6 separate regions of the Homo sapiens genome follow, and all the other regions are linked to region 1. Evidence: chromatin contacts called from ENCODE Hi-C or POLR2A ChIA-PET data. All regions are on one chromosome and are shown on one strand. The core of a region is the stretch at or near the end of the contact, and the rest is flanking DNA. Distances in the headings are between cores, read along the strand shown. Region 1 holds the start of CHTF8 (chromosome transmission fidelity factor 8). Region 2 overlaps SMPD3 (sphingomyelin phosphodiesterase 3). Region 3 holds the start of ESRP2 (epithelial splicing regulatory protein 2). Region 4 holds the start of SLC7A6 (solute carrier family 7 member 6). Region 5 holds the start of SLC7A6OS (solute carrier family 7 member 6 opposite strand). Region 6 overlaps SLC7A6 (solute carrier family 7 member 6).

The links. Hi-C counts contacts between places; a loop is a spot of excess contacts on that map. ChIA-PET counts read pairs that join two places held with the same protein, here RNA polymerase II (POLR2A). Pooled maps may share reads with other maps.
Region 2: a loop to region 1 is called in a pooled map, with 3 times the contacts of the local background. The contact joins the enhancer-like site here to the promoter of CHTF8 in region 1. A Hi-C loop is called at or near these places in 2 of 50 pooled maps. POLR2A ChIA-PET finds 5 or more read pairs at or near these places in 2 of 52 experiments (Caco-2 and T-cell).
Region 3: a loop to region 1 is called in a pooled map, with 7 times the contacts of the local background. The contact joins the promoter of ESRP2 here to the promoter of CHTF8 in region 1. A Hi-C loop is called at or near these places in 2 of 168 maps with a recorded cell type or tissue (CD8-positive, alpha-beta T cell and upper lobe of right lung) and 8 of 50 pooled maps.
Region 4: a loop to region 1 is called in a pooled map, with 4 times the contacts of the local background. The contact joins the promoter of SLC7A6 here to the promoter of CHTF8 in region 1. A Hi-C loop is called at or near these places in 5 of 50 pooled maps.
Region 5: a map of naive thymus-derived CD4-positive, alpha-beta T cell shows a loop between it and region 1 (31-fold over the local background). The contact joins the promoter of SLC7A6OS here to the promoter of CHTF8 in region 1. A Hi-C loop is called at or near these places in 1 of 168 maps with a recorded cell type or tissue (naive thymus-derived CD4-positive, alpha-beta T cell) and 8 of 50 pooled maps. POLR2A ChIA-PET finds 5 or more read pairs at or near these places in 1 of 52 experiments (activated T-cell).
Region 6: a pooled map shows a loop between it and region 1 (3-fold over the local background). The contact joins the enhancer-like site here to the promoter of CHTF8 in region 1. A Hi-C loop is called at or near these places in 2 of 50 pooled maps. POLR2A ChIA-PET finds 5 or more read pairs at or near these places in 2 of 52 experiments (OCI-LY7 and RWPE1).

Annotation. Positions count from the first base shown.
Region 1 is chr16:69,131,075-69,135,597 of GRCh38, forward strand. It overlaps CHTF8 (chromosome transmission fidelity factor 8), which reads right to left and starts at 1,514. Exons shown (of 4, transcript NM_001039690.5): 1 at 1,410-1,514. It overlaps DERPC (DERPC proline and glycine rich nuclear protein), which reads right to left and starts at 1,514. Exons shown (of 3, transcript NM_001002847.4): 1 at 1,410-1,514. UTP4 (UTP4 small subunit processome component) reads left to right here and starts at 1,575. Exons shown (of 17, transcript NM_032830.3): 1 at 1,575-1,615; 2 at 2,384-2,544. The coding sequence starts at 2,386. RefSeq lists silencers at 1,094-1,243, 1,264-1,623.
Region 2 is chr16:68,366,878-68,371,428 of GRCh38, forward strand. SMPD3 (sphingomyelin phosphodiesterase 3) reads right to left here. Exons shown (of 9, transcript NM_018667.4): 3 at 3,982-4,551. Among named protein-coding and RNA genes, the nearest start is that of PRMT7, 58 kb to the left of the region's middle. RefSeq lists enhancers at 112-665, 666-1,218, 1,645-1,844, 2,809-2,998. Within about 2 kb of position 2,839, at least 2 of the 41 ENCODE cell types and tissues checked have a DNase peak (open chromatin) inside an H3K27ac peak, as active enhancers do.
Region 3 is chr16:68,234,793-68,239,290 of GRCh38, forward strand. ESRP2 (epithelial splicing regulatory protein 2) reads right to left here and starts at 1,335. Exons shown (of 15, transcript NM_024939.3): 1 at 1,056-1,335; 2 at 842-970. The coding sequence starts at 1,253. RefSeq lists silencers at 1,283-1,512, 2,823-2,912, 2,943-3,042 and enhancers at 1,534-2,122, 2,123-2,710, 2,711-3,299, 3,300-3,886.
Region 4 is chr16:68,263,241-68,267,435 of GRCh38, forward strand. SLC7A6 (solute carrier family 7 member 6) reads left to right here and starts at 1,286. Exons shown (of 11, transcript NM_003983.6): 1 at 1,286-1,336; 2 at 3,353-3,481. LOC124903704 (a long non-coding RNA gene) reads right to left here and starts at 1,217. Exons shown (of 3, transcript XR_007065096.1): 1 at 1,128-1,217; 2 at 1-174. RefSeq lists a silencer at 1,172-1,451 and an enhancer at 1,824-3,023.
Region 5 is chr16:68,309,539-68,313,670 of GRCh38, forward strand. It overlaps SLC7A6OS (solute carrier family 7 member 6 opposite strand), which reads right to left and starts at 1,408. Exons shown (of 5, transcript NM_032178.3): 1 at 1,197-1,408; 2 at 797-1,075. The coding sequence starts at 1,388. PRMT7 (protein arginine methyltransferase 7) reads left to right here and starts at 1,481. Exons shown (of 19, transcript NM_019023.5): 1 at 1,481-1,561; 2 at 2,504-2,638. It overlaps LOC124903789 (small nucleolar RNA U13), which reads right to left and starts at 3,802; the gene lies at 3,701-3,802. RefSeq lists an enhancer at 413-1,377.
Region 6 is chr16:68,282,031-68,286,255 of GRCh38, forward strand. All of the region lies in intron 3 of SLC7A6 (solute carrier family 7 member 6), which reads left to right. It also overlaps the pseudogene RNU6-1262P. Among named protein-coding and RNA genes, the nearest start is that of SLC7A6, 20 kb to the left of the region's middle. RefSeq lists enhancers at 1-10, 2,192-2,331. Within about 2 kb of position 2,006, at least 16 of the 41 ENCODE cell types and tissues checked have a DNase peak (open chromatin) inside an H3K27ac peak, as active enhancers do; they include OCI-LY7, where a contact is called at or near this core.

The sequences.
Region 1 (4,523 bases), core at 264-2,763:
GGATCTTGTCTCTTGAAAGGCTTATGTTACTAAGTCTAAAATCCTGTTTCCAAATGAGAATCTTGCTCCCCTCCAAAAAGGGGCTTATGGAGGGTTGGTGGAATTGAATGCTTCCAAACTTTACATTAGTGAAGTGTGTTCAAAAACGTGTGTGGATGCTATGCATACACGTGATACTTCCCATCACATTTTAGGATTCCCACGTTGGAGGGAATCAATTACTGGTATTTGTAGCAATGGGTGGAAAAGATGGCTTCAGTCGATCTGAGTTACTGCAGTTTTCTCCATCTTCTGCTACTCTGCAGCCCCATCTTAGCCTGTCCTCCTCTTAATGGTACGGCCCCCTGTACTCCCCCAAACCCTTTCCTTTCTAGCCCGGCGTAGAGTCTCCCTCTGTGCTCTTCCTCCCACCCACCCCCATCTTCTCCACCCACTCCCTCTCGGCCCCCTCCCACCCTTTCTGCTAGAGCTACAAACACTTCCTATTTCTAGTCCCACCCACTTTCTGGGACTTCTCAATCCGCTTCCCCCCTCTTCTCCACCCCCCTCCAAATTACAAGCTGTTTTAACCCCTTTTCCTGCCTCCCAGGGAAACTATTCTTTAAACCGCCTTCCTCCACACCACCCACTGGAGTGGTCTTCCAAACCGTTCACCCTCTTCCCAAAGATTACTCTTTAAACGTCCTTTCTCTACCACCCTCGTTCTCCAAATTGTTCCCGGTTCTCAAGTACTCCACTCCTCCAGGACCCCACCCCACTCGTCTCTCGGCTTCCCTCCCACAAAAGAACCTGGAATGACTCTCCAACCACCCTTCCAATTACCTCTCCCAGAAGCCTCCCCCCTCCACGATTACAAATGTTACCTGGAACAAAACCTCACGGTCCTAACCCCCACCCCGAACTCCCCTTTCTGCTCTTCCCGCTACTTCCTAGGTTCCAGTTCTACTCCGCTCCCGCAAGCATAGCGGGCTGGGCTCCCTCCCAACCCCGGGAAGAGCCCCTTCCCGCACGTACCTCGAGATTCCGGCCCTCGCCGCCCCCTTCTCCGTCCTCCGCCCGCGCTCGGCCACCCTTTCCGCCCTTCTCCCGCTCCGCCCCGCTCGCTCCCTTCCTTCCCTCCGCCTTCCGTCTCCACACCGCTCCCTTCCCCCACACTCCTGGCCCTCCCACCCCGGAGGCCCCTCCGGGCTTGCCCCCACCTCCGCGCCGCCCTCCCGCCGCCCTCCCCCTTCCCGGCCACCCCTCCCCCGCCCGCGCTCCCCGCCCCTCGGCTCGCCATTCTTCTCTCCGAGCCGCGCGCCCCGCCCGGCCCCGGCTCCCTAGCTTCCCGCTCCCTCGCGCCCTCGCCCCCAATCCCGGCTCGGCCCTCGCTCCCCGCAGCCTCCCGTGCCCCCCGCCCGCGGCCTGACCTGCAATGGCGGCCGCCGAGCGCGGCGCCGCGCGGCCAACGGGCGACAACCGAACCTCCCGCCGCCGTCGCCGCCGCCGCGAGCACTGCCTGCGCACTTCCGACTATGCGCCAGGAGCACTTCCGGGGCAGAGCCTGAGAGCGCGCGCGCACGTGGGGCCGGGGCGGAGAGAGGCGAGCACCGGGAAGGGGAGCGTGGGGCCGCTGGTGAGTTGGGGAAGGGGCGTGGGAAGCGGCTGCGAGAGCTGGGGGGGTCTTACAAGGTGGCCGGCCCAGGGTCGGCGTCCGGCTGAGCTCCTTGTCCCGAGGGTCTCCTTGTCCCGAGGCGGGGTGGGGGCTACTCTGTAGACTCGGGGAGAGGGAAGGGGAGGCGAAGACCGCGCGCGCCTCAGACGCCCCGGCCCGACCGAACGCGCTTGCTCTGTCTGCGGGTTCCTAACCTTGAAGCTAGGCCAGTGAGGGGCGAACAAGACCTGGTCTCTACTCTCGGCCAGTATATATGTTGGCGGGCGTCGGGGGGACGGGGTAGGGTAAGTGACAGACGTCAGACCAGGCAGCCAGATTAAGTCAAACCCTGTCGTTTCTTCCTCAAGAGGAGCTCGGTTCTGCCTGCCCCATCAGCCTCACTGTCACTACCTCAGTTTAGGTCTGTTGTTTGCAAACTTAGCAATAGAGTTGAGGAGAGATGCTTGCTAAAATGCGGATTCCTAGGCGCCCCGAGATAGGAACTCTGGAGCTATGGAGTAGGACCCTTTTTGATTTTTTGCTGAAGCCTCCTTATTATTCAAGCCATTCTGAGCTTTTGAAGATTGAGTAATTCTTGTGGGGGGCATTGTTAGCAGCCATTTGGAAATGAACTTCAGGGAGATGTTGTTGGAGCCTTCCAGCCAGAACAGTGATATTAAGGAACTGAATACTATATGTGACATACTGCAGTTAACATATAGCAATAATGACTCTCTTTTCGCCCCCTAGGAATGGGTGAATTTAAGGTCCATCGAGTACGTTTCTTTAATTATGTTCCATCAGGAATCCGCTGTGTGGCTTACAATAACCAGTCAAACAGATTGGCTGTTTCACGAACAGATGGCACTGTGGAAATTTATAACTTGTCAGCAAACTACTTTCAGGAGAAAGTAAGTCATTTGGGAGTCTGATATGGTGTTTTGATGTTAATTTCTTCTGAAGTTCAAGAAGCTTGTATGTCTTTTATAATCAAACTGATTGAGTGACTTCCTAGCCCCTCTGAAGTTGCTTAGAACTACCAAACTTCTGAGATCTCCTAACTGATAAGAGAAGCTCAGTTTCAATCTGTGTAATGTTGATTAGAAGGGTCCTACCTAGAAATGTGACATCTCACTGCCTGTCATTGGAAACTGAGGTTTGCTGGATCTTTTGGACACAGGAAGGGAAATTGTTGGTATATCAGTCTCAACACCATTGCAGCTTTGGTAAGCAAAATTTCCTGCAGGGAGTATCAGTACTGTTTCATTGTCAATTCAGAAAAAATGATAACACGTTTTAATATCAGAAACTTTTTGGTGATGTGGGAAGATGGATTCCAAAGTTCATCTGTCTGAGAGAATGTAGACCTACATGTCTACATTTGGGAGTAAAGGAGATTTAAAATTAGGTAAAATGTCCTTTGGGTGTATGCAGAGGTCTATTAGTCCTTTTTCTTCTCCCCTCCAAGGGCACTGACTAGTGATTTTCTTCGGGTGCAACATCTTAGTTCATGTTGAATGACTGTTATGTACTGGGTGCTGTGATATAAATGAGTAGATGGGCAAATGAGTGAATTCAGTGCCCAGCAGCCTGGTACCTGGAATTTAGGCATTCTGTAAATGTTTCTCGGTGAATGAGTGGCAAATACTGGGCACTAAGACAAATGTCAGAGGCCCTAACTTTACGGAGCTCAAAGACCAGTGGGAGAAAGATAAGTGTACAGTTTCCAACCTGTAAAATAAATATGATAAACCGAAACACAGGCATAGAACCTTCATTGAATTGCCTTCAGGGAAGGCAATTCAGAGAATTGCCTTCCCTGAGAGGTGGGTTTAGGAAATGTGGAAAGGGATGATTTACTGAGCTCACCCCTGAAGAACTAATCAAAAGGTAAAAACTACAGGACCACCACAAATGGGTTACATTCTGTGGTATGAAGAACATGCGCTGGCGTGTGCTTATTGCATCCTGTGATTTTCTTTTTTTTTCTTTTTCTTTTTTTTTTTTTTTTTGGAGACGGAGTCTTGCTCTGTCACCCAGGCTGGAGTGCAGTGGCGTGATCTTGGCTCACTGCAACCTCTGCCTCCCTCTCCTGCCTCAGCCTTCCAAGTCGCTGGGATTACAGGTGTGCCACCATGCCTCGCTAATTTTTTTATTTTCATAGAGACGAGGTTTCACCATGTTGGCCAGCCTGGTCTCGAACTCCTGACCTCAAGTGATCTGCCCACCTCAGCCTCCCAAAGTGCTGGGATTACAGGTGTGAGCCCTCATACCAGACTGATTATCTTTTTCTTGGTCTTGTTCTTCTTCTTTTTTTTTTTTTTTAACAGTCATGGCCATATTATGATTTTTCTGTTTGTCATTTGTAACAGTTATAACTATATAATTTGTGTGTTTGTTTAATGTCTTTCTTCCATGCTGAACTTCCAATTTTATGAGGATAGGAACCATGTCAGTGATACTCACATCTGCATTCCCACCATTTATCAAGCGCCTCCTACAAAGCCACTGCTTAATGTTTCTTGAATGGATAAGTCAACCATTCCTTACCTAGTGTTCCTTATTTTCTTTTCTCCTTCATCTGTTTTCTTTATTCTTCAACAATTAATTAACTCAGGCTGGTTTCCTGCTTTCCCTATATTCCCTTTCCTACTAGATACGATTGCTTAGCTCTGTCAGTGACTCTCAGAGCAAGAAAAAATTAGTACGTTAAAGTGAAAAGAGGCAGGGCAGAGTGGCTCACACCTGTAAACCCAGCGCTTTGGGAAGCCAGGGCAGGTGGATCACTTGAGCCCAGGAGTGTAAGACCACCCTGGGCAACATAGTGAGACCCCATCCCTAAAAAAATAAATAAATAAATTAGATAGGTGTGGTGTTGTATGCCCATAGT
Region 2 (4,551 bases), core at 1,589-4,088, 760 kb before region 1:
TGTGCCTGTAATCCCAGCTATTCAGGAGGGTGAGGCAGGAGAATCGCTTGAACCTTGGAGGCGGAGGTCACAGTGAGCCAAGATCATGCCACTGCACTCCAGCCTAGGCAACAGAGTGAGACTCTGTCTCAAAAAAAAAAAAAAAAATTAGCTGGGTGTGCATGCCTGTAACCCCAGCTATTCAGGAGGCTGAGGCAGGAGAATCCCTTGGACCTGGGGGGCGGAGGTTGCAGTGAGCCAAGATCGCCCCATTGCACCACTCTGGCCTGGGCGACAGAATGAGACTGTCTCAAAATAAATAAAAGACCACACGGGGGCGCCGTCTTCAGGCAACAACTGCTCCTCCTCCATGAGGATCATCTCAGGCCCAGTGGGCTCGTGCTGGGGTGGGGTGGCGACGCATGGACATTACTTTTCTGGGTCCTTACAACGGCTCAGGCACATGATAAAGTGATGCTGCTTTTACCGTTGAACACACTGAGGCCAGAAGTTGAGTTGTGGGCCGGGGTCACAGGCTCACATGGTCTAAGAGGCAGCTTCCAGTCGGATCTGTTTGTCGTGCGCTGCTGTGCGCTGCTCTGCGCTGCTTTCTGAGGGGCTGGTGTCTTTGCGGTTTCTCCCCGGCCGCCTGTTTGTTGGTCTTAAGGCGTCAGCCTCTCACTCATCCAACACTTGGTGTCACCTGCCCCGCGCTGTGTCCCGGACAGGGTTGGACACTCGCAGGGAGGCCTCAGACTGGGCCCTGCACGACAAGAACCCACTGGCCGGAGGAGTGACGAGGTCCTGCTCCCTCCCGCCCCGCTTCTCCCTCCTCATCTGCCGTGTGATCTCACCAAGATCCACTTGATTATTTGCTGGGCCTCATTGATTCCTGGCTCGTGGCCTTGGGAGCCGCAGAGCCTTGTGTTTCTCTTGCAAAAACAAGCAATCACACGAAAGGCTGTGCCTTTGAGTCCTGGCGGGCAAAGACTGTCAACGGAAGAGGTGTCCAGAATAAGGCTCTATTGTAGGTGAGGAAAAAGGGATTCCAGTCCCTTCCTTCACAGAGCCACATTTCCCTGAAGGCTCTGAAGTCCCATACGGGAAACCATGAGGGCCTTCCGGGAAGGAGGGGACCGCTGATTTCTGCAGCGAGTCCCTCCAGCGTCCCGGCCCCTCTCCGGCTGGGCCTGTCCCCAAGGCAGCCCCACGTACTTCACTTCTCCGCGCTGGGATCCGCGTGTGCTGGGCACACCACAGCTCTGCTGTCCTGGTGCTCTGTCTGATGGACAGACAAGACCCTGGGCACGAGGGCAGAGGAGCCCATGAAGGGAAGAGAGGATTGTGTGGCTGGCCGCTGAGGGAGCTCCATGAGGTGGTGTGGCCACACCCAGTGTGGGACCAAGACAAGCAGGGGCCAGGGGTACAGGAGCCCCTCATCGGGGTTGTGGCTGGGGCAGAGCTGGAGCTAAGGGTGGCGGGGGCAGGGGGGCGGGAGGTGGTACAAGGTGACGTTCAGACTTCCTGAGGCAGTGGAGGGCATAAGAGGAGTCACACCTGGCCTCAGACGAGGAGGGTGGCTGAAACCACAGCAGGGCTGATGCAGAGGAGGGGGCCTGGGCCAAGGGAGCTGGAGATGTGGGGTGCACCCAGGGCCATCTGGAAAGTGAGCTAGGGGCCTGGAATGGATGGGTCGGGCACAGGACAGAGCAGCCAAGGTGGTCCTTCTGGCTTCAGGATGGCAGAACACAGAAGAGGAGCAGCCCGGGGCAGAGGCTGAGTCTGGTTTGCGAGTGAATGGGGATGTGTCCTGGAGGCAGCCAGATGTAGGGCTGGGGGGAGAGGTCTGGGCCAGGACAAAGCAGAGGGGCCTCAGAAAGGGCAGAAATGGAAGCTGCAGAGTCTCACTCCCAGGCAGGTGTCATGATGGTTGCTGGGAAACCCCACTGCGGGGCAGCCAACCACGGCTCCAGCTCACTGCAGCCGCGTGGGGTACGGAATGTGGCAGGCCTGGGGCTGCTGAGAGAACCTGCAAACCGGGTTTTCTGTGAAATATCTTGATTTTAACATATTGGTCAAGGCTGGGTATGGTGGCTCACGCCTGTAATTCCAGCACTTTGGGAGGCCGAGGTGGGCAGATCACCTGAGGTCGGGAGTTTGAGATCACCCTGACCAACACGGTGAAACTCCGTCTCTACTAAAAATAAAAAATTAGCCAGGCGTGGTGGTGCATGTCTGTAATCCCAGCTACTTGGGAGGCCATGGCAGGAGAATTGCTTGAACCCGGGAGGCAGAGGTTGTGGTGAGCCGAGATCGTGCCACTGCACTCCAGCCTGGACAACAAGAGTGAAACTCCGTCTCAAAAAAAAAAAAAAAAAATTGGTCAATACAAAAAATTTTTGAATGTCATAGATCAGGTTACAGTTTGAGACCCAGGAGGTAGAGGAAGATGAAAAGAACTTTCAGGACAGAACCTGGGAGGAGGGGCTGTCCCAGGCAGACACTGTTGAGCTCAGTGGGAACAGTGAGGGTGCCCCACAGAGGAGGGAGGTGGGGACAGGATGTGTGGATTGATCTGTGCAGAAGTGGGCTGGGGTAGGGGGCGGGGGAGGGCCCGGCCTCTGAGCCACCTGTAGTAGGGTGGGAGTGAGGGGTGGGAGTAAGGGGCACATCCTCCCACCCTGGACCTGGCAACACATCCCCTTCCTCCCCAGAAAGTCACTCTAGCTGTCGAGACAAAAATATATCCAGGGAACAGAACACCAACGGACCATATGCCAAAATGGGAAGGTTGGATCTATCTGTCAGGAGTTGCTTCAATTTCAGCATCCCTTGCTGTGAATGAAGAGCAGAGGACCCAAACTCTGGGCCTGGCAGAGCCACACAAGAGCCATGGACGAACCAGAAGTGGGGGCCAGGGCCCTTGCTGCCTGCCCTGGCTCCCATAGGGCTTGAAGACAAGCTCTGCCACTCATGGCAGGCGCCAGGTTGCGCACCAGTGTTTCCCTGGGCAGGCGGAGTGTGGTTGCTTCTGAAGGCGAACTGGGAAGTGAGGAAACCTGCCCTAGGCAGGCCTCTGAACCGCAGCCCTCCCTGCAAAGCCACCACTTTTTCATGTCTCACCCTAAAGGGACAGAACCCACATCTGAAACAGCTGCTGCCTCTCAGGGCAGAAAGCCCTGTGCTGCATCCACTGGCCAAATGACACTTCAGAAAACCGTGGAAGCACCATGAGCGGCTTTTGGATAGAGAACAAAAGTCGACACTCTGAGCATCTCAGGCGCAGTAGAAGATAATGTGTAATGACCAAATTACCACAGCCTAAAAACTCCTCCAATCGAATCCAAATTAGCAGAAATAATTATGATTCACTTTAATTAGTGACTATGGAAGCGAAACCATGGCTGGTGGGCAGACAGCCTGGCAGGGCAGCTGCACGACAGCCAGGAGGGAGGGGTGTCCAGGCCAGGGAAGCTAGTGGCCTCAGTGAGCCAGGCGGTGTCACGGCCTGGAGACCTGAGGGTCCCGTCTGCTTGCCTGATGCGCTTGGTCTGGGCTGGTCTCTCTGCCTCGTTATGAACCGACAGGGCCCCTACCTCCTGTTCTTCCTCACTTTATCACTGCCACCATCTCCACGGCTACCACCGCCACTCTTGCGCCAGCTCGGAACCCTTCCCAGGCCTTACTGCTCTGTTCCACTCCCACCCTCTCTCCACTTTACAGTTGGGGAAATGGTGGCTCAGAGATCTGAGGAACGGGCCCAGATCACCCAGATGGGTCTGTCTGAGCCCAGAGCCTCGGTGCTCATCCCTGCATTGGTCTTGACCCTGTCCCCGAGCCAGGGCCCTGCTGTTTGGCTCCAGGAAAGACCGCGTCTGCCTCCCACTCCAACCTCCCACTCCAGCCCCCATGACGATGAGGACTCCCCGCTGCAGCCCCCCTGCCTACATGGCTCTAGGACCAGCTGGCACGTGGTCCTCAGGCTGGGCCGAGGTCTCCTACCTTGAGAAACAGAGCTCCCTTAGAGGCCAGGGCATCGTCGTTACACTTGTTGGGGTAACAGTGATAGGCCACGTCCATGATGGGGTAGCGGCTGGCAAAGAGGAGGCCGCTGTTGAGACACTTGAAGCTGCAGCAGCCCTGGCAGCCGTAGACCCCGACGTCGTACAGGATGTACTCGAAGTAGCCGTGCAGCTGCTCTTTCAATTTGGTGGCTGCTCGCTTGTCAAACACCTCCTGCAGGCACAGGAAGTCCAGGTTGGCGGGGAAGAAGGCGGAGACCTCATGGTCGAAGGCCTCGTCGGGGTGCCGCCTCCTGCGTGCAGCCGCCTTCTTCACCACCGAGGCCTTGTACAGGAGCTTGCTGTTGGCACCTGGCTCCCCGCTGGCACTGGTGTCTGGCCCAGCTCGCCCCTTCACCAGGGACTCCCGGGAGGCCGAGGGGCTGCCCAGGCTCCCTGAATCCCCGTCCTGCTGATTATGGTTGGGCGTCTGGCCCCTTGGGCCCCCGCCAGCTCCGTTCCTGGCCTGGCCCCCAGGCACAGGGTCGTCAGCTTCAGGTGGCCGGCCGCC
Region 3 (4,498 bases), core at 85-2,584, 900 kb before region 1:
GCTGACAGAGCAAGGCAACCCAGCTCTCCTCCAGCAAACTCCCCAAGTGAAGGGCCGGGAGCCCTTCTGGAACAGACAAGGAATCATCATCGTGGTGCCTCCTCATCAGGAACCACAAGAGTTGTTGGAAGATGAAAGAACGTGAGTGTATAAAAAGGACTTACACTAATTACACTCAAGAGTCAGACATAGAATGAGCGCCGTAGTGAAGATAAGGAAAAGAAAACAGCAATGGAAACCACCTCCCACTTCAGCTAGGGCAGGAGGCACCCCAGGCCTTTGCACTCAGCAGGCAGATAGTCCCCCAGGCCAGGCCGGGACAGCGCCCACGCCTGGCCAGCCGGCCGGGACAGGCCTAGACGAGCAGTTTACACCTGGCGGCGTCTACCTCTAGGGCCGACACCGCCCTACGCCTCCGCTCCAGCAGCTCCCAAGCAGGCCGAAGACGCGGGCCGCAAGGACAGGTGACCTATATGGGCCCCTCGACCCCTTTCGCTTCCGGCTGCGGCTCAGGGAGACCTGACCCAGCAGGTCTCCCAAAGGCGTCTCGGCCTCGCTCCCCGGGCGGGAACTGGGGATGGATCCCAAAGCCTGCGTCCCGATCCCTTCGGTAGGAGTAGGTTCCTGCAATGGTTGAAAAGTAAGGAGCCCAGGGGAATGGCTGGCACGCGCGGATGAAAGGGGCACGCACACGCGAGAGTCGCTCAAAGTTTCAAACAAGAGCCCAGTCCTGCCGCCTGGACCGGTTGGTTGCGGCACGCCAGGCCTAGCCTCCGGCCGCCAATCCCGCCCAGAAATGTCCTCACGTCCAGGCCATGCCGCCACCCACCCCGGCGCTCACCTGCTGCAGCACCTTGTCCAGCGGCTCTGCCCGCGCCAGGCTGTCGGCGCTCAGGCCGCTCGCCTCGCGGCACTGCGTACTCAGTGCGGCCGCCTCGGCACGAACCAGCGATTTGTGCAGCGTCCCCACCTGTGAGCGGCGGGGGAAACCGATCAGCCGCGCCCCTCGACCCCGGAAGCTCCCTGGGGACCTCACCGCCTCTTTTCCACCCTACCTGGCGGCTCCGCGGCTCAACCACTTGCCAAACTAGGAGGATTAAGTCGGTCTCGTCCGAGCCCAGGTCCCGTCCCAGCGCACCCGCCGTAGCCCCGAAGAGGACGACCAGTGATCCGGGCCAGGGGCAGGGGTCCGCGGCGGGGTCGGCCGCGGGGTCAGGGCCCGGGGGAGGGGGCGGCGGCGGCGGCGGAGTCATGGCCGCAGAGGAAGGGGGCTCTCGGCCAGACACGCGGACCGACGAGGCGCACGCACGCACCGACCGACCGCAGACGCGGATCAGCTTGGGCGGGACACCGTGTATCGGGGGCGGCACCTGCGGCCCGGCTGGCTCAGTGGGCGCTGCCAAGACCCGCCCGTGGCGCCCCGCGGGGCGGGGCGGCTACCGGCCCACGCCCTCTCCAGGCGAGTTACCTGCCGGCCCCGCCGGCCACGTGACCGGGGCGGCTCCGGGAACCTTGGGGGAGGGCCGCCAGAACTCAACCCAGGACGCAAGAGCTCACGCTCCCGGCCTGGGCGCACGCTTAGGATCCGGATTCCTACTTCCAGGGCTGGTCCTGCCTGATTTTGGGGGCTAACCCATTCTTCCGCTCTCCCCCCACTCTTCCCCAGGGGTCGTCAGGCCTCTGCAAAGGAGCGTGCAAGACAGAGGCCTTCTCCAGTATGGAAGTCACCAGGAGGCAGTCTAGGGGCTGTGGGGGTCAACACGGCAGGTCTGGGGTTGATGGAAGTCAAAGGGTCAAGGGGGCGGTGAGAGTTGCCGGGTATCACCCTGTAGGGGGATCACCAGAAGTCACCTGGGAAAGGGGAGGGCGGCGGGAACATCAGCGTTGTTAGAGCTGTGGGGTGGTCACCAGGGATCACAGGGAAGGGCTTGTCCACGCAGATGCTAGGGCCGAGCGCTAGCCTGGCACTGAGAAGTGCCAGAGCGCGGTCGTTGTGGGTTGGGAGTGGGCAGGCCTCAATGCTGGGGAAAGGAACCCCCCAAATCGCAGAGAGCTGCACCCTAGACGAGGCTGAGAGGGGTAGAACGGGCCTGGAGCCTCACTCCTACCCCACGTGTGGGGGCCTGCCTGCTTTCGTCCCTTTCTGGACGGTGGAGAAGCTGCCTGGAGATTGCGAGCGCTCTGGCCGATGGGGGGCTAGCGTTGAGCGTGTGTGCGCGCATGCGGGCTGCAGATCCTCCCTTTTCCATCCCGCACCTACAACCCAATTGACAGCCCCGCATTTGGGGCTCCCATTCCTCCCTTTGCCCAGTGGAGCTTGGTGAGGCTCCTTTATGGCGCGTTTCCCGGCCGTTCCTTACTTTCCCAAACTCTCCCAGGGAGGTGACTGAGAAACTGAATAAGTGACTGAGAAACTGAATAATCCAGCAGGAAGGAGGGGGCTCCAGCGTGGCGGGAACTGAGTCACGCGGTTGCCTAGCCCGACTCGAGACTGAGACGGGAGCCGCACCACGCGCTTTCGGACAAGGAGGGTGCTGCGGCCCGGCCCCTGGACAATGGAGAGAGCGGGGCACCCGGGCGCATCACCAGAGCTCATGCCCGGGAAAGGGGCGAGGCCCGGGGGGAGAGAGCTCAGCGTAGCTCCACTTGGCAGCTAAAGAAACAGGCGCCCGGGACGGAAATGACTCGCGCCCGGACACGGCGACAGGGAGAGCATGGGAAGTGCTTCCTTCGCCCGGCGGGTTCGAGCGAGTAGCACTTTACTTTCCCTACAGGTGGAGGCGGGCCTTGGTGCGCGGCTGTCCATCTCCGGACCGCCCACCCGGGCACTGGCCCATGCGTCTCCTCCCCCGGAAGCGGTAAGCGAATCAGGCGCGGGGGAAGGGAGAACGTTGCTCCTCGGGCCCCTCCTCCCGATAAGCCTGGAATGTCAAATATTTGTTCGCGGGGCGGGGCGCAACCGCGAGTAACGCTCCTCCCCCTCCCGCCCGGTAGGGCGCCTGCGCTTGGTGGAGGCGGCCCTTCCTCCGGCCACGCCCTTCCAGCCAACTCCCCTAAACCAGTGGCCCTAACCGCCGCATTCCTAAAGCTCCACAGAAGCACGTCGCTTCCTCCTTGGCTCCTGTCTGGGTTCCACTCTTACAGCACAGGGTCACAGCGTCCCCGCCCGAAGGTCTGGGCGCTACTCGGTCTCCTTCTCGCCCCTCCTGGCGACCTCATCTGTGCAGCCTCTAGGCCCTTTTTCCTCTTCAGCCTGAGTCTCGACGCCCGCTCTTCCCGGAAGCCACCTTCGCGAGGTGACTGCTCCATTGTGGCGTCTCTGGCAGTCCTGAGCGCTTTCCCACGGAAGACGCGCTTATGCGTGTCCAAGTCGCCGCTGGGTCGTGAACCTGAGGCACGGGCTGGTAGCACAGTGCGGCTCCCCTAAACTACCCCGGATGCCCATCCGGCTGCCCCCATAGCAAGACAACTCCTGCAACTTAGATTCTTTTTATTTTATTTTATTTTTTTAATTTTTATTATTCTTTTCTTTGAGACGGAGTTTTGCTCTTGTTGCCCAGACTGGAGTGCAATGGCGCGATCTCGGCTTACTGCAACCTCCGCCTCCTGGGTTCAAGCGATTCTCCTGCCTCAGCCTCCCAAGTAGCTGGGATTACAGGCGTGCACCACCACGCCTGTATTTTTTTAGTAGAGACGGGGTTTCACCATGTTGATCAGGCTGGATGGTCTCGAACTCCTGACCTCAGGTGATCCACCCGCCTCGGTCTCCCAGTGCTGGGATTACGGGCGTGAGCCACCACGCCTGGCTAATTTTTGTATTTTTTGCAGAGACGGGGTCTCGCCATGTTGACCAGGCTGGTCTCGAACTCCGCCCACCTCGGCCTCCCGAAGGGCTAGAATTATAGGCATGAGCTACCGTGCACTCAGCTCCAACCCTTGCATTCTTCTTTAAAAACCAAATTCGTTTAAATACTGGGCAGGAGGGTGGGGTCCTGTTTTGCTGAGATCCCTTACTCATCTTCAGATGAGTCCTTCCAGATGACCCCATTATTACTAAACAACCCACACTCCTGACCCCAACCGACCCTCATTGCTTCTTTCTGCCCCCCAACCCCCCAACTTAACCAACTTATAACACGATTTATTAATCGTGTATTGTCTCCCCGCTCCATCATCCTATCCTCGAAGATAGAGGCTTACCCCCAACGCCTGTCACTGAATGAATGAACTGTTGTCTAAGGCTAGCTTCTTCTGCCACAGGGTATTTCAGCAATGGTAAGACACAGGCCTTTGCAGTAGGGTCTCATCTGTGCCCTTTCCTCCTCTCCAGCCCTACCCCTTCTCTATCTAGGGCTCCAGCTCTTCCTCCAGAATTTTTTTTTTTTTTTTTTTTTTTTTGAGACAGAGTCTCGCTCTGTCCCCCAGGCTGGAGTGCAATGGCATGATCCCGGCTCACTGCAACCTCCGCCTCCTGGGTTGACGCGATTCCTCTGCCTCT
Region 4 (4,195 bases), core at 36-2,535, 870 kb before region 1:
GAGCTGTCCTTCTGCTCAGCCAGGGAGGCCGGAGGAACTGATCTGGGAGGCAAAGGGTGCAACTCGATTGATCCAAATATATACGTCCACTCACTGACACTTAGGGGAGGGGTTCCAAGCAGAGGGCAGGAGGGCAGCACCAGCGAGGATTCCTCAAGTATTGTCATCCCAGGCCTGCAGAGAGGAGAATGGAAGGGTTTTAGGCAGGGGAGATACAAAGTCATCGCAATCTGTATTCTAGGAGCATCCCCTACTCTGTGGAGATGGGGTAAGGGGAGCAGGATAGGGATTGAGAAGCCGTTGTGGCTGGGGAGAAGAAAACGAGGTATAGGCCGTGGGAGGAGTGGGGAGGAAGGGTCTGAGGTGCTACCCATCTCTGGCTGGGTCCCTGTCACTGGGTGGCAGGGAGCAGGGTCTTGGGTATGGTCTGGAACCAGAGGACGTGTACTTGTGGTCATAAGGCTGGGGGAAAAGATTCCAGGGCCCTGGAGAAAGTCAGTGCTTGAGGTGTGGACAGGAAATTTCGGAGGAGGGCTCAGGCGCCCATGAGGTCAGGAGGCTCTAGACAGAGAGCCCCAGAGCCACCAGAGGAAAAGGAACTCGAGAGAAAGATGGAGGAGCAAACAGAGGGAGGGGAAGGGGGCAGGAGGTGCAGCTCCCCCAAGAGGGGGGGCAGGAGGTGCAGCTCCCCCAAGAGGGGTGGCAGCCCTCTTGGGAAGATGAGGACAGAGCCCCAGGGAGGCCTGGGGTTGGCAAAGGGAGCCTGCAGTTTCTTTGTGGGTGCGGGGGCCTCAAGGGCTACGAGTCTGAGCTGTGCGTGTGTTTGGACAAGTCCCCAGAGTGTGTGTCTTCCTGGGGTTCCTAGACTGCGAGTGGCAGTGGCCCGGCGGCGGAGGCCGTTTGGATCCCTGTGTGAGCTGTAGGGGGCGCCCTGGGCGTCGGGCCCAGGTCAAGTGCGAGATAGGAACGGGGTGCGGGGGCCGATGAGAGCTCCCCGCGGGAATGTCCGCTGTGGACGCCCTCGGAGGCCCCATCTAACTCCAGGGCGGCGAGCGTGGCCGGGCCCAGTTCACGGGCTGCTCGAGCCCTGACGAGGCAGCTGGGGGCTGTCTGGCGTCCACGCTCACGTTCTGGGCCGGCGGACCCCGTACCGGCCAGGCCGTGGCGGCCACGGGGGCCCGGAAGCGCCGCCGCCAGCTGGCCCCGCACGGAACTGTGTCCCGACGCGGCGCGCGCTGTCGCGATCCGGCGGCGGGTGACGTGGCGGGGCGGGGCCTGAGCTGCCGCGGCGGCGGCGGCGCGACCGAGCATCCTGGCGGCGCCGGGCCACTGGGAGGTAACGGGCTGGGCCATGGGCGGGCGCGCCGGGAGCGGGGCCGGGGCTGGGCCGCGTTCTGTGGGAGCCGAACCCTGTGGGTCTTCGCTGCCGCCGTCGGGAGCGGGATGCGGCCCAGAAACAGCGCGGGGCTGGCCGATCGGGGCCGCGCGAGAGGCGCTGCGGGTGAGGGGGGGCGCCACGAGGAGAGAGGGACCTCGAGCGTGAGGGCCGAGTGTGGGAGAAACGCTGTATGGGTGCGAGCCCCGGAGGCTGATGGTGACCGCGAGGGAGCCAGTCTTGGGGTGTGCTGGCGACGCGGCGAGTGTGAGGGAGACCGGGGGTGTGTGTGGAGAGGGAAACCCCAGGTGCGAGGGTGACCGGGACGCTGAGTGCGCGGGCCGCGCCGCGAGCGTGAGACTGTGCGACGGTGACCCTGAGTGGGGCTGTGACTGCGCCTCCGACTGCAGGACGGAGAACCTGTGCTGTGTGGCGGCCGCGGTGGGGCAAAGAAAGACGCGGGCTCAGGACCTCAGGAGCCAGGCTTCCTGGGGCTGTCGCAAGAATGACGATTATCATTTTAAAATCAGTCCTTTTACTTTAGAGAATGCCGCAAGGTTTTGTGGCGTGCTGGAGCCTGGAGCGTTGGGCTGCTGGCGCTGGGGAACCCGCGTGCCCCTGGTGATTATGGCTCTTTTGAGCGTCCCTATAGCCTGTCATCTTGTGTGACTATCTCTCCTGAATGTGGGGAGATAGACGTGAAACATTCTGAAAATTCTTTGCTGGGCTCTAAGCAAACATGTTGTGTAATGGTCAGTATAAATAGGAATCAGGGTGTCGGCGAACACGTTTTTGAGTACCTCTTGTATGCCCTGGGCTTGGTGACACAGTTAAAAAGAATTCAGTCTCTGCCCTTGATAGGGGAAAAAGCCAGGGCAGCTCATCTCGCAGGGCGGCTGTTCAGTGCCCAGCCATCCGGGGCTTGTCTCTCAGAACTGCTCCCAGATTTCAGATCTGGGAGGAGCAGACTTGAAAGGCTGTGAGTACTTCCTTATATCAGTTCCACCTCTTTTTGGTGGCGGTGAGGCCTTTTGGGGACCTGCCCAGGCTGCCTGCATTACTCAGGTCCCATGTGTGCTGCGCAGACGGCTTTTGCTTCCCAACTTTGATCTCAGATCGTTATTCAAGTCGTTACACTGGAGTTTATTTTCCTGGCAAGTGTGTGGAAAACCACCAGCCTGATTTTCTCCTCTCTTCCTCTCCTTGTCCTCCTTCCCTATTTGGCCGTGGATGTATTTTTATTGCATATACCGGTTTTATGATCCCCATCTCCCTGGAACTTCTTAGTAGAAGAAATTTCCTGACCTTTGTGCTTCCTGCTGTAATTTCTTGGATGTATATTAGTTTCTAAAAAAGTTATGCAGGCCGGGCGCGGTGGCTCAGTCCTGTAATCCCAGCACTTTGGGAGGCCGAGGCAGGCGGATCACGGGGTCAGGAGATCGAGACCATCCTGGCTAACATGGTGAAATCCCGTCTCTACTAAAAATACAAAAATTGAGCCAGGTGTGGTGGTGGGCACCTGTAGTCCCACCTACTCGGGAGGCTGAGGCAGGAGAATGGCTTGAACCCGGGAGGCGGAGGTTGCAGTGAGCCAAGATTGCGCCATTGCACTCTAGCCTGGGCAACAGAGCGAGACTCCATCTCCAAAAAAAAAGAAAAAAAGTTATGTAAACGGTGCCCACGGGACCTGGGGCCCCAGAGCTGCCTAGACTTACATGATTTAATGTGACAAGGCCAGTTCTCTGACAGGTTTGGGCTGGCTACTTCAGTTATACCCACCCTGTGGGTGTCATGGAACCTGCTAGTAATTAGGACTGCCCCTGCCGGGCATGTAAAATTTAGATTTTACAAGGAAATATCATTCTGCTGCTTTCTTGGTTAATTAAAAATAATTACATATATATATATATTTAAATCAGCTTTCTCAGGTTAAAAGAGTTCATTTTTTGATCAGTTCCCTCCCACTCTTTGTTGCAGAGTTTATGTGGCCGAGGCAGACAAGTGGAATTAGGCCTTGCTGCAGGGGACTTCATTTCCTTCTCAGTACTGGACCCATTTATGAGGAGGTGGCTTATGAAAGTGTGATGTTCGCGTATTTCTTGACAGGTGAATATTGTTGCGCTGTCTTTTCTTTTGTTTGTGTGATTTACAAAGAGTTTTTACTTGTATACAGTGTGAATACAATACTAGTAAACAGAATGGCTTACACATAATTAACAACTCTTTAGTATTACATATTAAATAACACTGTAATTTATTATAAAAATAAATTATACATTTATTTATATTACAATTCTTTATAAAGAGTAATTGTGGTGGGTTTTTTCTTTTTTTTTGGAGACAGTGTCTCACTCTGTCACCCAGGCTGGGGTGTGGTGGCGCAATCTCTGCTCACTGCAACCTCTGCCTCCTGGATTCAAGCGATTCTCCTGCCTCAGCCTCCCAAGTAGCTGGGATTACAGGCGCCCGCCACCATGCCCAGCTAATTATTGTATTTTTAGTAGAGACGGGGCTTTACCATGTTGGCCAGGCTGGTCACGAACTCCTGAGCTCAGGCAATCTGCCCGTCTCAGCCTCCCAATTGTGGTGGATTTTTTTTTTTTTTTTTTTTTTTTTGAGAAGGAGTTTCGCTCTCATTGCCCTGGCGGAGTGCAATGGTGCGATCTTGGCTCACTGTAACCTCCACCTCCCGGGTTCAAGTGATTCTCATGCCTCAACCTCCCGAGTAACTGGGATTACAGGTGCCCACCACCATGCCCGGACAATTTTTTGTATTTTTAGCAGAGATAGGGTTTCACTATGTTGGCCAGGCTGGTCCCG
Region 5 (4,132 bases), core at 158-2,657, 820 kb before region 1:
ATTTTCCATTTCTGTAGTTTTGCTGCATGTAGTAGACTTTTTTTGGAAGTGATTGCAAATGAAGTTAGCAAATGTAATATAAAGAAAAGCACTGGATTAAATGTGAGAAAACTTGCATTCTAGACCTAAATCTACCTCAAACTTGATATGCTATCCAGGACTATTCCTTTAACCTCTCTTTGATCAATTTTCCTACCTGCTCTATCTCTATTTTGCTCCAGTGATCCCCATCTCAGTCAGGGTGAAAGGCAATGTCCTTGCAAGTACCTAGCAGGCATCCTCCCCTCAAATTCCTTACTGCTCTCCTCTAGCTCACCGGGCTCCAGGCACCTTGCAAGGAGCAAAGAAACGGCTTAAGGGCCTCTTTACTTTCAGGTTCTCTGCCTAGAAGTCCTCTCGATATGTGGAATACCCTGCCATTCACCTTCTGCAAGTCTTCACTCAAATGTCATTTCCTCAGTGACACTCTCACTGAAGTGGCACCACTCTTCCTGCTTTGTCTCCCCGCCTCCTTACATCCCTTATCATCATCTGACACTGAATAGACTTGTTTACTGTTTCTGTCTACCTGCATGTTAGGTCCTCACTGCTGTATCCACAGAATCTAAAAAAATACCTGGCATATCGTAGGCACGTAGTAAACACATGTTGGATGAACAACCAAATCTGTAAAATGAGGCCGTCACGCCGGATGGATCATCCATCCCCTTAAGATGAAACTGTGCTGCGACTGGGCCCAGTCTTCTTGCATTACCATCCTGAGAAGCCCAGCGACCACCTTCAGGGGCATACTCACTTTGCAGGAGCCTGCAGAGGCGGCTTCAGGTTCTCCCTCCTCGTGGACAAGGTCTAACAACTGAAAGCCCGAGTTCCCGGCGGCTTCTGGGTTCCCCGGCGTGTACTCGGACTCCTGGCCGCTCGAGGTGGTCCCCAAGGATCGGCGGCTGGAAAGCACCCGGTAGCGGCCCTCCTGCCGGACCTCCCGAGCCGAGGCGCGGAGATTACGGCGGACACGCTGCTGGCTGTCCCGTGACGGGCGCAGAACTTCCCGCAGGAGAGGCTGGACTGGTTCCTCCTAGGGGGCAACAGGGGACGGAGGCCAGCGTAAGCAGGAGTTCGCGAGCGGGTCAGGGATCGGGTTTCGTACCGGCTGCACCCGAAGATGCCCTCCACACCAGCTGCACCACGCCCAATACCTGGGAGCACACAGTGGCCACCAAGTGGAAGACATTATTCTCCGCCGCTCTCTCCAAACCCTCCGACGTCTTCTGTGCCGCTGACTCGACCGCGTCGCTCCGGAGGCGTTTACAAGCGAGCACAAGAGCCTCCGCCGGCTCCGCACTGCGCTTCCGCTTCACCCGGAGTACAGCGGTCCTGGCGGCCTCCATAGTGGCTGCCGCTGAGCACTGTGGGAGCTCGCGGGGTGTGATGGGATAGCTTTCCAGTTCTGCTTTAGGACCCGCCCCCCAGCACGCTCCTCGACGCTGCGAGGTCCCGCCCCGCGTGCTGGCCGCGGTAAAAGTGGTAGCAGCGGAGGCGAGCGGAGGGTTTCCCGCGGCGGGTGAGGCGCTGGGTATGCTGGGAAGGTGGGGTCGCTTTGGGGTTCTGTGTGCAGCGAGCATGGTGTCCTTGGCACCAGGGTTTCGGCAGAGGAGCCTAGCGTGGGCCTACTTGGACTCCTCCGCGTGGGGCAGCTCGGGACACCCGGGCCTGCAGGAGAGCGGGGTTCTAGGCTGGCCCCGGCTCTGCAGTGCAGCCGGGTGCCTGCCACTCGCGGGGCTCTGTCGCAGTACTCGTGCCTGGCGCCTCCCCTCAGCCACAGAGACCGCAGTAGCTCCAACCATCGCACCCCTAACTGGGCCACGAGTTCTCTGATTGCCAGACCTGTTGTCTTTGCCACTCACTGTTCTGAGTAATTGGAGAGTCGTGTATTCACTACACGCCAACCAGAGTGGTCCTGTAAAAGCGTAAGCCTAGTGTAGATACGCTTCTGCTTAAAACTCTTGAGTGGCTCCCAGTGCTTTTAGAACAAAATCCAAACGCCTTTCCGAAGTCGACAAGGCCCAGCTTGATTGAGCAGAAGATGTGATAGGAGATGAGGAGCGGGGGGCTTCTGCAAAAGTGCTTCGGTCGCTCAGGCTTTTGGCACATTTTGCTTATGCAACCTAGTTCTTTCTACCTTAGGGCCTTTTCTTGGGAAAGTTGGGGTAAGGATTCCTGACCTGTAAAAACTCTTCCCCAACTTTTATCCCGGTCTGTCTTGTAGATCTCAAATGCTAGTTTCCTCAGAGTCCTTCTGTAACCTTGGTTTTCTCTTTCTACAACGCTCTGTGTATTTCTTGCATTCATGTAGTCTGTAATTTGTATTACTCTCTCATTAGAGTCTAAGCTCTTGGAGGGCAAGGGTCTTCTCTAGCTTGTGGTGGTGGCTCCAGTCCCTAATATAGTGCCTGGCACATAGAAGGTATTTAATAAATTTTGTTATTTTATTTTTTCGAGACAGAGTCTCACTCTGCTGCCTAGGCTGAGTGCAGTGGTGTGATCGAGGCGCACTGCAGCCTTGACCTCCTGGGCTCAAGCGATCCTCACCTCGGCCTACCGAGTAGCTGGGACTACAGGCACGCGCCACTACACTCGGGTAATTTTTAATTTTAATATATGTATATTTATATATATATATATATATATATATTTTTTTTTTTAAGACAGGGTCTCACTCTGTCACCCAGGCTGGAGTTCAGTGGCGCCATCTCTGCTCACTGCAACCTCTGCCTCCCGGGCTCAAGTGATTCCCCTACCTCAGCCTCCCGAGTAGCTGGGAGTAACTGGGACTACAGGCACAGGCCACCGCGCCCGGCTAATTTTTTTAAAAATTTTTTGTAGAGAACGGGGTCTCACTATGTTGCGCAGGCTGGTCTGGAACTCCCAGACTCGATATCCTTGCGTCTCGGCCCCTCACAGTGCTGGGATCACAGGTGTGAGCCACCACCGCCTAGCAAATACATTTTGAATGAATGTAGTGGACCATCTGCTCTGCAGTCTGACGGCTAATACAATTAGGGCTTGGCATGGTGGTTTCTATTTCCTCCTTGTAAATGGCCATGCAAGTTTACAACTCTTGGAGAATGAGGAGGGGTTCAGAGAATATCTCCTGAATCTGTAGTGTAGACTGCTTCTGGGAGAGAACAAATAATAATGGATGAGGGCATTCAGCCAGAGAAGGTGTGTAGTGCCCACCAGAAGAGGTTCATGCCTTCATAAAATTGTTAACACAAGACATAGTTCCAGGTTTGTTTGTTTGTTTGAGATACAGTCTTGCTCTGTTGCCCAGGCTGGAGTGCAGTGGCGCGATCTTGGCTCACTGCAACCTCTGCCTCCCAGGTTCAAGCAATTCTCCTGCCTCAGCCTCCCAAGTAGCAGGGATTACAGGCACCTGCCACCATGCTGGCTAATTTTTTGTATTTTTAGTAGAGACGGGGTTTCGCCATGTTGGCCAGGCTGGTCTCGAACTCCTGACCTCAGGTGATCCACCTGCTTTGGTCTCCCAAAGTGCTGGGATTATAGGCGTGAGTCACCGTGCCTGGGCTGTTCCAGGTTTTGAAAAGACACTGTGGTCCTGGTTTTAGACTCAGCAACATCACAGACAAGAAAGGAATCCTATGGATTAAAGTTCTTCACTATAAGTTTTTTTTTTCCTCCAGTTCAAATGGGTAACGTGCCAATGTAGTAAAGGTTTGAGGGAGGCACGTCTGACACAGGCACATGAACACCCAGTCATCACGCTTATGAACTACAAAACGATGACTCTTAACCTTGAAGTGACTTCAGAATTGATTCCACATGGACCACAGGATTAGTATTTCAGGACTCTACCATATGGATCCTATTGATATGTTTGACACCTGGTCCAGTTTTACTTCACTAAACTGATTGATATAATGTGCATGATTGTCTAAGCCTTTCTAATTGGATGAAATGCCTTCTCCGTCCACAACCCCCTCCTTCTCCTCCTGCCTCAGCTGAATCCACCTTTTAAGCCTTCCTTGAACATTCAGTCAGATATGGCCATTTCTTTCTCTACTCCAACATTTGTTGGACACAGTTTTCTAATGCACATTACAGATTCTGACAG
Region 6 (4,225 bases), core at 756-3,255, 850 kb before region 1:
GATCCCTGAGTATCCATTGTTTCCATGCTTTCCTGCTCTCTTGGACCCAGGCCTGGTCAGAGTTCTCAGTAGAAAAGATACGCTCCTCATTTTGGCTAGTTGCTATGGACAGACAACTTTCTTGTTCTGAGAGTGATACGGGGCTAGGGAGGACTGGGTCTTGATCATAGTTGTTTCAAGACTCCAACCCTATATATAGTTCGAATGCTTTCATAATGGGACTAAATGTATTTGTGTAATTAAAAACAAAGACACTGGCCAGGCTCAGTGGCTCATGCCTGTAATCTCAGCAGTTTGGGAGGCCAAGGCAGGAGGATCACTTGAGCCCAGGAGTTCATGACCAGCCTGGGCAACATAGCAAGAACTCGTCTCTTAAAAAACAAAATAAAACAAAAAACCACAAAAAAACAAGGATACTTTAAAAAAAGACACATACATTACATATTTATATACATCCCAGGAGGTAGCCACTGATTCTGGGATCCCCATTTGGAAGGGTTTACCTCCCCTGGAGTGTTGGAGAGCATTTCACTCCTGAATGTCTTGTAGTTGTCCCCTCCCTACCCTGCCTTTCTTCCTTTCTTCCTTCCACATTTTTTTTTTTTTAGATGGAGTCTCACTCTGTTGCCCAGGCTGGAGTCCAGTGGCGTGATCTTGGCTCATTGCAACCTCTGCCTCCCGGGTTCAAGTGATTCTCCTGCCTCGGCCTGCTGATTAGCTGGGACTACAGGCATACGCCACTATGCCCAGCTAATTATTTTGTATTTTTAGTAGAGACGGGGTTTCACCATACTGGCCAGGCTAGTCTCAAACCCTTGACCTTGTGATTTGCCCGCCTCGGCCTCCCAAAGTGCTGGCATTACAGGTGTGAGCCACTGCGCCCGGCCTTTCTTCCACATTTTTGTTGTTATTTTTTGTTTACGGTTGCACTCCTTTGTCCTTGAATGCCCCTTTATAACATTCAGCCTGTCTGGGAGGAATTGGAAGGTTTCCCTCCGCTCTCTGTTGCCTGTGGGAAAAGAGAGTTGTGACTACTGTCAGCGTAGCTGGGAGTACAGCTTCAGATTGCCAGGCAATCTCCTCATCAGAAAGAGAGTATGAAAGGCACAGTTCTGCGAGAGGGTGCATATGTTATTCACTATTAACTTGGGTTTCAGACAACAGAAAACCTTTAGCAGCATGGCTCAAACATGTTGATGTTTGTTTCTCTCACATGTTAAAAGGAGGCAGTGTGGTTTGGATGACTTCAGTTCTTCAGGGAGCCAGGTTTATTCCTTCTGTCTTCCTGCCATCCTCAGCCTGTGACTTCTAGCTGGTGGTCCAGGATGGTTATTGAAGCTCTAGCTGTCATGTCTGCACTGTAACTGACAAGAAGGACAAAGACACTGCCTCCCCCATTTAAAGACACTTTCTGAGGTCTTATATGAAATATTTGCATACATCCCGGGAGAAAACCTGGTTGCACAGCCGTACCTACCTGCAGGAGAGGCTGGGCAATGTCAGCTTTATTTTGGACAGCCATGCCTTCAGCTAAAATTTCTATTACGAATGAAAAAGGGAAGAACAGATAGAGGAAGATAACTAGCCATGTCTGCCACAGAGACTTTGGGGATTTGTTTCTGCTTTGGCTTTCAGTTTGGATCTGCCATTTGAGTACTCCTTTCTCAGCAATAAGCTCCCAGAGAGCCTTGAAGACCCTCACGTGGGTCCCACGCTCCTTGGTGCAGGCTTGTCCAGCAAGGAAATGAGATCAGGAGAAGAGGGAAGGCTTGGATGTTTTAATTGTGGTAGCTGAATCTTAGCATCTGGCTTTAAGGCCCAGTTGTTGACTTTGTTTGAACTCTGATAGTTTATGGTAAGCTAGGGGGGCTGGGAGTTCTGGGAAGCAATAGAGGAGTAAGGATCAGATGGTGAAATTTTGTTTCTTAATTAGAATCAGGAGAACAGTCAAGGGACTTGGCTTCTGCTTGACAGACTGTTCTAGGAGCTCTCTGTTCTCTGGCAGGGCTGATAGTAGGGTGAGGCAAACGAGGTGCCTGGGGTCAGCGTTGAAGGGCGTACTCACTCTCAGGTTCCGGCATGTGGTCCCCTGAGAGTGAGTGCCTCCTTAAATTTTGTGCCCTAGGTGCCTCCTAGCTTCACACTACCCTGGCTCTGCCTTCTGGTGCTACATTGTTGCTAATGAACCATTTTTATTTTTAAACAAATTCTTTTAAAAATTTTCAGGGGCCATGCTAATCTTCTTTGCGTCGTTCCAATTTTAGTATATGTGCTGCTGAAGTGAGCACGAACTATTTTTATTTTTATCTAGAAAGAGGCGTATGTTCACGGTAAACCATGGTAAACCACAGAGTGGAAAAAGTCTCCTTCCCTCTCCACAGCTTTAGTCTTTCTCCCCAGAGGAGCCACTCTGACCAGGTGCTTTTGTATCCTTCCAGCTGGTCTATTGGAATGGACTCTGCAGGCATTTCCACAAGCAGCCTTCTTTATTCATTAGTTTAGCACATAGTTGAATTTCCACTGTGTGTAATATTTACCTGTGCACAGAGAGGACCAAACCTGTAGGACATTTATGGCAGGATAGAAGGAAGGAGAAGGATCAGAAGTGAGACCCAGTGCCAGTTAGTGGGTCTGAGGAGTGTATCAGCTTCTCTTCCCCTTGGAGCTGCAAACCAGAAGCACAGTTAGCACTGCCAGGATATTGTCAGACAGTCTCTTTCTCCATGTTTATTTCCACCTTTTTGTGTTTCTCTCCTTTTATCCTCTTCTGTCTCTGCCTCCTTGTCTCTTATCTCTCACCCCTCTGTCTCTTCTGTGTATTTTCTCGTCTTTTTTTTTTTTTTTTTTAGAGACAAGTTCTCACTCTGTTGCCCTGGCTGGAGTGCAGTGACTATTCACAGATGCTATTACAGTGCACTATAGGCCCGGACTCCTGGGTTCGGCAGTTCTCCCACCTCAGCCTCCCACACAGTTGGGACTCCAGGTGTGCACCGCTGCCCCGGCCCCCTGTCTGTCTTTTTGTCTAAGCTGCATGCCCTCCCACTTCTGCTTCTTTTTGTGTTCTGCTTCCTTCCTCTATTTACTTATGGTTTCTGTCCCTTTGTTACTAAGGGCTTGTATGTGACTTTCACTTGCTGTAGCTCCTGACCCTTCTGCCCATTACTGTTAGATTCAGTTTCTTGGTATTCCAACTCTGTGTTTCTGGGAGAGGCAATGTAACAGGCTCAACTTGGGTCCAGTGTCTGGCTCCATCAGTCATGATAGGGAAGGGGGAGCAATTCCCAAGAAGGAGCTGGGCAGGTACTTCAAAACATGGCTACTGTACTGTGTAGGGGCCTATGGATTACTGGTACCTATTAACTAGGTAATCCTTATGTTAGCTGATTGAGGCTTAACCCCATACAGGTAGCTTTGATCATCAGGGTAGGTCCCTGGGAAGACCTGCCAGCAGCATGCATTTCTTTGGGCTGCTTCTCCCCTCCCATTTGACCACTGTCCCCCTACTCCCACATCATGATTGACTAGTAAGCACCTGTGTTACTGGCCAGTGTACTGAGTGAAAGCTCTTTGAAGCCATTGAGCCTGGCACCTGCCACCTGTGTTCATTTTCACAGGCTGGCCATAGGCACTTCTCTCCATTTGAATGGAAGAATATCCAACTTTCTGACAATTTGCCTTGCTCCAGGGAATTGGAAGTTAGAGTGAAAATCTTACCACCTTGGTTCCAACCAGGGTTTATCAGTGCCCCTCTTTGCTTGGTGATGAGCTTAAGAAAACAACGTGGCCAGGCATAGTGGCTCATGCCTGTAATCCTAATATGGGAGGCTGAGGCAGGAGGATTGCTTGAGCCCAGGAGTTCCAGACCAGCCTGGACAATACAGCAAGACCCCTGTCTCTACAAAATAATTTTTTTTTAATTAGCTGGGTGTGGTGGTGTGCACCTGTGGTCCCAGCTAATAGGAGGTTGAGGTGGGAAGATCACTTGAGCCCTGGACATCGAGGCTGCAGTGAGCTGTGATCGCACCCACTCCAGCCTGGGTGACAGAGCAAGACCCTGTCTCAAAAAAAAAAAAAAAAAAAAAAAGAAGGAAAGAAGGAAAATAAAATGATATACTGCTGTTACCTTCTGAGAATTTGTGATCTTGGGAGAAGCATGACCCAATCACCTGAGGGAGAGACTTGAGACAGGTGTCTACATGATGATAGCATAGACACTAACCTGTGC